Regions from separate parts of the Homo sapiens genome. Here region 2 is linked to region 1. A link is an interaction called in ENCODE POLR2A ChIA-PET data of the cell type or tissue named here. Cell type or tissue: MCF 10A. All regions are shown on one strand.

Region 1 (4,000 bases):
CATCATAGCTGAACAACATAACTAGTTCCCATGACAACTATCAATTATCTTTCACAATTTATGGGCCACCATAAAACACGAATTGAGACAGACCAACTCAAGCCTCACAATTCTAAGATGCCATCAACTGTCAGCTGTCACTTTTTGGGGGTGAGAGGAGTGGAGGAGGATGGTGTGAGTACAAGAAACCTACCAACACTTTAAACACATATCGACTGCAACATGAATTCAGAATTATTAAAAGGCTGGGGGAAGGGGGACAAGGACAAGTCTCTGATTAAAAGTAACATGGTGTTTGTCAACTCCTCCCTTCTGTTTGGGAAGAGATACACTTTAGGTCACACCCAACAGTGGCTGGATATTACAAGTCAGTTGAAAGAAACACTGAAGAGCTGACCGCTCACAGGTGAGTATAGCTATGCATAGCTATCACTTTGATATCTAAACCTATTCAACACCTTATACGGTCATGAAAAGGTCTCTAACTCAAAACCTAAGAAAACAATAATAAGGAGAAATGGATTTGAGTCTGATCACAGGAGACAATTTCCATAGCACACACAAAAAATTTCAGAGAACCCAAACCACTACTAGCAATGTAAATTACTTTCACGCAACTGGAGTGCACAGAAGGATGGAAATTCAAACTTTAAGTGTCCACAGTGGAGAGAAATGAAACATCTATTTTGCAAACTGCAAGTGGGGAAAAAGAAATACAATTTACCAGTCATTTTTTCCTTAAAATAGTCCTTGCTCTATCTCTCCAACTCCCAACGTAGTGGTGAGCTCCTAATATGAAAATGACCTGGTAATCCTTAGACACAAAACACAAGGCAGACCCTAAATAAGTGTTCCACTGAACAAACACTATATCAGTATTTGTGCTGAACAAGTACTATAACTTTCACTTGAAGCTTGAAGTACATGCCTTTCAGGGATTTTTAAACTCACTTTTAAACTTACTTTTATATTAAGAAAAAAAGGTTTATTGTAGAAATATAGAAAACACATGTAAGCAAAACACAAGACAATAAAAAATTACCTATAATCCCCTTTGCTCAAAGATAACCTCCACTAACATGCTGGAATATATCCCTAGTTAGTTTTTCTTTTTTCTTGTTTTATAGAGACAGAGTCTCACTATGTTGCCCAGGCTGGTCTTGAACTCCTGGGTTCAAGTGATCCTCCCACCTCTATCTCCCAAAGTGGTTCAGATTACAGGCGTGAGCCACTGTGCCTAGCCCCTAGTCATTTTCTCTACATATAAACACTTAACCACAATAGGATTCTACTGGATCCACTGTCTTATAACCTACTTTTTCTATTTAATATTATACTGGTGACATCTTCGTGGTATTAAATATTCTTCAACACTGCCCCACCCCACCCATCACTCCCACAGCTGCAGTATACTCTTCTGTACCTCACTTCTCAAAAGGAGGAAAAGCTCTTACTCCTGGCTTAAAGTGTTCTCTTTAATAATAATACCAATAATATTCACTGAAAATTAAGGTATCAATTCCAAAGGCACGGCACATACCAATTTCTCAAGAATCAGCATAAGCATACTCTAGAATTCAACGTCAACATGGGAAGTTCAGCTCCCTGTAGATGTAGTTCAATCCAAGAGCCACATTCATTTATCTTCTGGTGTTAACAAGTGAGGAGGAAATACAGTCTGAAGCTTAAAAACCAAGTTACTGACAATAATTACGGCTGCATCCAATTGTCACACACAATGCATGAAGCACAAAAGGAATGAGAGCAAGGAGGAGAATACAAAGTGAAATGATTCAGTCTTGCTTTTTCTTTTTCTTTTGAAATGAGGTCTCATTCTGTTGCCCAGACTCGAGTGCGGTGGTGCAATCATTACTCAGCGCATTCCTGAACCCCGGTGCTCAAATTATCTTTCCACCTGGGCCTCTCAAGTAGCTGGGACCACAGGCATGGGGTCTCACCATGTTGTACAGGCTTTGCTTTTCCTTTAAACCTTGCACTCCTTCCTCTACCCAAAACAAACTGGGCAAGATGAAGTCAGCATGATGAGGACACCCAAAGACAACTCACTTAATAACTGAGAAGGAAAAATAGAGACTAGCAAAGAAAGCAGAAGATTCTCCACAAAGTCCCATTCTTCAGGTTCTCAGGGTAGTTAGGAGATTCGTAAGTAAGTTTGTGGAGCCTGTCACGCTGTGGGACACAAACACATTTTTTCCCCATTACTAAATAGTACTGAGTGCTTACTAAGCAAAGTAATTCTCTAAATAGATTAGGGTTACTTGCATTTTCTGAAAAACCAAAGTAACTTCCAGCATTAAGAAAAAAAGAACTTATACATGTAAATAAAACCCATTCAACACGAACATCTTCAATTAAACAAGAAAAATTAATAGAAAGGGTCTTCATCTCCTACATTACCTCTGACCCAAAGTCTGCCCTCACCGGCCTCCTCACATTAGTGACATCCAACACTCACTTGCCAAAACATAAAACTAAAACTTAACATCACATAGGTCAGGTAAAAGAAATGATTGGCTTTGCATTTTCCAACATTCATTCATAACAGATGTTCAAAGGGGACAACTCAGTGCAACCTCCGGTCAGCTAGGGCAGTGTTGGCCATGGTTCCCAAGTGCACTTCTCAGTATTACAACAATCTCAGCATTTACCCACAATGGGAATTCCAGCTTTACAACACACTTTTAAATATACATTATAAGACATGATCCAAAACTGCACCCAAGAGACGAAGAGCTAAACCTTGAGTCAGGTTGGAAACTGGAAATTAATTAGAATGTAAAAATTGTTGGCCGGGCACGGTGGCTCATGCCTGTAATCCCAGCACTTTGGGAGGCCGAGGCAGGTGGATCACAAGGTCAGGAGTTCGAGACCATCCTGCCTAACATGGTGAAACCCCGTCTCTACTAAAAATACAAAAAAATTAGCCGGGCGTGGTGGTGGGCACCTGTAGTCCCAGCTACTTGGGAGGCTGAGGCAGGCGAATGGCGTGAACCCGGGAGGCAGAGCTTGCAGTGAGCCGAGATTGCACCACTGCACTCCAGCCTGGGCGACAGAGTGAGACTCCATCTGGAAAGAAAAAAAAAAAATTGTTAACACAGGCAAGACCAGGAGCTGGAGATGCAAATCAGGCCCTTGTCACTGCACTTCTGGATCCCCTCAAAACAGGGAACACGGTCTCTGCCTGGTAGACAGGAGATGGAAACATGCCGGAGCCACTCAAGCAATCCATCTACATGTCACTTCAGTGTGCCTGGGAAACCATTGGTCCACTGCAGCCCAAACAAACAAAGTGACAGGTGATGGGACATCACCCAAACCAGCAAGAGGACAGTTCCCTTGGTTTGTTCATCCTCTTCATGGGACCACCATCCTTACAAGCCTTTCCAAGTTCCACCTTCACAGAACAGGTTTCACATCACAGCTTTTTTTTGAGACAAAGTCTCACTCTGTCACCCAGGGTGGAGTGCAGAGTTGCAATCTCAGCTCACCACAACCTCCATCTCCCAGGTTCAAGCGATTCTCCTGCTTCAGCCTCCCAAGTAGCTGGGATTACAGGGGCACGCCACGACGCCCAGCTAATTTTTGTATTTTTAGTAGAAACGGGGTTTTGCCATGTTGGTCAGGCTGGTCTTGAACTCCTGGCCTGAAGTGATCTGCCTGCCCTGGCCTCCCAAAGTGCTAGGATTATAGGCATGAGCCACCATGGGTGGCCACATCATAGCTTTTTAAACTTAAAAAAAAAAAAAAAGAAAAACTCACTTTTGAATGGCCCTTTTCTTTTGGTGAATAGGAGGTATAAAAAGAATACAAAATCTCTTGGTAGATGTCTGCCTGCCAAGAAGTCACCAAACACTGAATTTGATGACAGCAAGGGAATCTGAGAGCCTTGACATTTAACTTGGTGCGTTTTGAATCAATGCAGGACTGAAGTCAGGGACAAAAAGTTGACTGGAGTGTCAAATTTAAGCTAGTTACCCCA
Region 2 (4,000 bases), 1.3 Mb after region 1:
TAAACACATGAACATTCTATTGTCTTTCCTTTTAAACATGCCCATCATTAGACATGCTGTAAATGACCAGTTTCTTTTGCTCATAAATCAATCCCACTATTCTCTTAATCATTATCTCTTGTACTTCCCAGAACTCTTGCTATGGAACATAAATGTGCAGTTAAGATGCATCATTTATCACGTTAAATATTCTACCTGAAGGGGAAAAAACAGCCTATGAAATTAAATGTTAATTTCACTTCTACACTTTCACAAAACTAGACCTTTAAAAAAAGCTTTAAAAATCCAAACTTCATTTAAAAAAAAAAGTAGAGGACTGTTTATTTAATACATGTTTTAGAAAAAAAGGCCATATGGTCCAGCCAAAACACCGATTAACAAACTAATTGGATAATTACGTGAACAAGAAAACTTTTAAGGACTAGTTTTAATGTCTTCCTTTATTCACTGTATAAAAAAAAACACTGAAGAAATAGTGGGCTAATTAGAACTCTATAATTCTTCAACTGCTTCCTTATTAATAAAATGGTAAAGAAATATGAAGGATTTAATACAAGATTAAGAAAATACTATCAAAGAAAAAACATGTATTTAATAAATAACATTGTGATAGCTTAGAGAGGAGCAGATATTTTTTATCCTTACATCACCCCACAATCATAAATACATTTCAGATATATTATTTTATGTTTGTTTTTAATTTAGCCATTGTTTCTTATCAAGTCTTATCACATTTCTGGGTGGGATAAGATTTCAAGCTTCAAAAAATGTGGAAGAAACTACAAATAAAAAAATAAATTTGATTACATAAAAACTGAAAATACGTGTAGGTTAAAAAATTCAACAGTAAATAATAAATTAGAAATTCCAGCAACAACAGAAGCCACATAAGCTTAATATTTTAGTTAAGAGCTCAAACACTAATAACCCTTGGAGAGGAAAAAAAAAAGCAAAGGACAAAAAGAAAAATGTCTTTTAAAAAAAAAAACTAAAATCCTTTTAGAAAAATTTGAATATTTCTAGGTATCAAAGAAAAGCAAATTCAAACATTAAAATACTATTTTTACCTGTCAACTTGGACAAAGATTCTAAAAATTACAATGCCAAATAGTTAACATTTTGGGGGTTGATACTTTTTGCTAGGCATGTTCCAACTGCTTGGCAGTAATTCATTACAGTCTCATAACAACCCTTCGAGGTAGGTACTATTATTTCCATTTTTAAAGATGTAGAAACTGAAGCATATAAGTAACTAACATTTGTGCTGGCAAGCGGCAATGAAGTGGGCGCTGAGAGTAGAAAATAATTTCATAATATAATTCAGCAGCCTTAAAAATGTTAATAAGCTATTATATCAAATTTCTGAGGTTCTGATACTTTCATTGAGTAGACTATATCCAAAGAAAATAATCCTAAATGAAAGAAAATATTTACATACAAACACATTCAATATTGTATTATTTACAGTAGAAGATACTGGGAACAATTAAATACCCAAGGTAGAATTGCTAAGTAAATATGGTATGCTCACACAATGTAATGGAAAATTACTTTCATGAATAAGCAAAATAAGTCGGAAAATATTTGTCATAATATTAAATGAAGATGCAATATGCACAGGAAACTGTATCTACAGTATAATCACATGGATATAATAAAATGGATTTTAAAAGCCTAGAAGAACGTGTATCAAAATATATTAATTGGCCAGGCACGGTGGCTCACGCCTGTAATCCCAGCACTTTGGGAGGCTGAGGCAGGCGGATCACAAGGTCAGGAAATCAAGACCATCCTGGCTAACACGGTGAAACCCCGTGTCTACTAAAAATACAAAAAATTAGCCAGGCATGCTGGCAGGCGCCTATAGTCCCAGCTACTCGGGAGGCTGAGGCAGGAGAATGGCATGAACCCAAGAGGTGGACCTTGCAGTGAGACGAGATTGCGCCACTGCACTCCAGCCTGGGTGACAGAGCGAGACTCCATCACAAAAAAAAAAAAAAACAACTATATATATATATAAATTGTGGTTCTCTTAATTGTAGAAGAATAACAGGTGACCTTTTACCTTCTTAGTTATCTCTACTTTCAAAAATGTTAACAGTGGGTATACATTAATCAAGGTGGAATGAAAACTATACCACATTTTTAAAGAGCAAGTAACATATTACAAGTAAAAGAAAATAAAAGGGGACTAAAACTGAAAAACTCCAAACTTGAATAATCAAAGATGAAAAACTAAAAGATAAATTATGCAAATCAATAATGAAAAATGACAAAAATTGGAGAAAACTACTTACTTTGAAATAGACTACTAAATCTGCTAGAGGGCAGCATTTATCAGTTCAGCCTGTGAAGTCAGACTACTCAGGATCAAATTCGAGCTCTGCCATTTGCTAACTGTCTGACTTGGATGAGTCATTTAACCTCTCTGAGTCTCTTTTCTCTATGTGATGTGGTTAACAGCAGTAACATACCTAACAGAATTGCTGTGTGAATAACACGAAATATAAATTCATGCAGTGACTAACATGTCATGAATACAAAAGATGATAATATTATCTCCATCATTATTATTATTATGTAATTATATACCATAGATTCTATCTTTTAGAATGTAATTGTATTTATTTTCTGAAGGGGTTAAGTGTTGCTGAAGTTTAGGTATCTACCAGAAAATGTGAAAACATTCATAATTCTTCAAGAACATAAGTTTCCCTTTTTCAATACTTTCTTCTCATATTAATACCTCTGCTTTAATTTAATCTGAATAGTTTCATCTGCATAATCATCAGTATCACTCACATGCTACCATAAATTACATTAATAAAGCTTTATAACAATTTATAAATAAATAAAATACAACTCCTCAATGGCCAGCTTCCACTGTTCTCTGAATATTTCTTATGTTTTTCTACTGAACTTACTTTATTTTTCACTTCATGCCTTTAAAATATTAAAATGCTTTCTTTAATTTCACTTATATATTTATGGGTTTTAGAGACTGAGATGGTTAAATCTGCAAGCTCTAAAATTATAAAGTTTTGTTGTTGTTGCTGTTGTTGTTGTTGTTTGAGACAGAGTCTCGTTCTGTTGCACAGGCTGGAGTACAGTGGCACGATCTCGGCTCACTGCAACCTCTGCCTCCCAGGTTCAAGTGATTCTCCTACCTCAGTCTCTCAAGTAGCTGGGATTACAGGCACATGCCACCATGCCTGGATAATTTTTTTGTATTTTTAGTAAACACGGGGTTTCACCATGCTGGCCAGTCTGGTCTCAAACTCCTGACCTCAGGTGATCCACCTGTCTTGGCCTCCCAAAGTGCTGGGATCACAGGCGTCAGCCACCGCGCCTGACCTTATATTCTAAAGTTTGTTAAGGAACTCAAAGTGTTGCCCCTTTCCACTCTCCACACACCATTCAGCTGTCCGCTGTCATCTGTCCATGCCCACAAACCTTGGGCTGCACACATTCAGGGAGTTAGACCTTCTGAAAAAAGACTGCCTGGTATTACAACTCCCAAAAGCTTTCTGTTGGTCCTGCCCTTCTACTTTCTCACTCCTCAACTTAGAACTTAAATGGCAACCACACATCTGACCAAGCGATTTTTAATCTGTCTGCTTGGCCTTACCTGTTTCTGCAAATCATACCTATATCATTACAAGAAATAAACACTGGGCCAGGCATGATGGCTCATACCCATAATCCCAGCACTTTGGGAGGCCGATGTGGGCAGATCACTAGAGGTCAGGAGTTTGAGACCAGCCTGGCCAACATGGTGAATCCCCATCTCTACTAAAAATACAAAAATTTACTGAGTGTGTTGGCGAGCCCTTGTAATCCCAGCTACTCAGGAGGCTGAGGCACAAGAATCGCTTGAACCTGGGAGGCGGAGGTTGCAGTGAGAAGAGATAGCGCCACTGTATTCCAGCCTGGATGACAGAGCAAGACTCTGTCTCAGAAAAAAAAAAAAAAAAAAAGGAATAAACACTGAATTCACACA

Evidence for each region. ChIA-PET counts read pairs that join two places held together with the same protein. Peaks named below come from ENCODE experiments on the same cell type or tissue, not always from the same donor. Only the 100,000 strongest peaks of a DNase experiment are listed, where the experiment ranks them.
Region 2: POLR2A ChIA-PET joins it to region 1 with 5 read pairs; 1 of 35 experiments calls an interaction of 5 or more read pairs at or near these places.

Annotation. Positions count from the first base shown.
Region 1 is chr18:58,052,417-58,056,416 of GRCh38, reverse strand. The region is part of intron 1 of NEDD4L (NEDD4 like E3 ubiquitin protein ligase); the gene reads right to left. Among named protein-coding and RNA genes, the nearest start is that of NEDD4L, 10 kb to the right of the region's middle. In MCF 10A, no CTCF peak of the experiment used is centred here; a DNase peak (open chromatin) is centred at 1,846.
Region 2 is chr18:56,708,008-56,712,007 of GRCh38, reverse strand. The region is part of intron 12 of WDR7 (WD repeat domain 7); the gene reads right to left. Among named protein-coding and RNA genes, the nearest start is that of WDR7, 59 kb to the right of the region's middle. In MCF 10A, a CTCF peak has its summit at 2,320; a DNase peak (open chromatin) is centred at 2,397.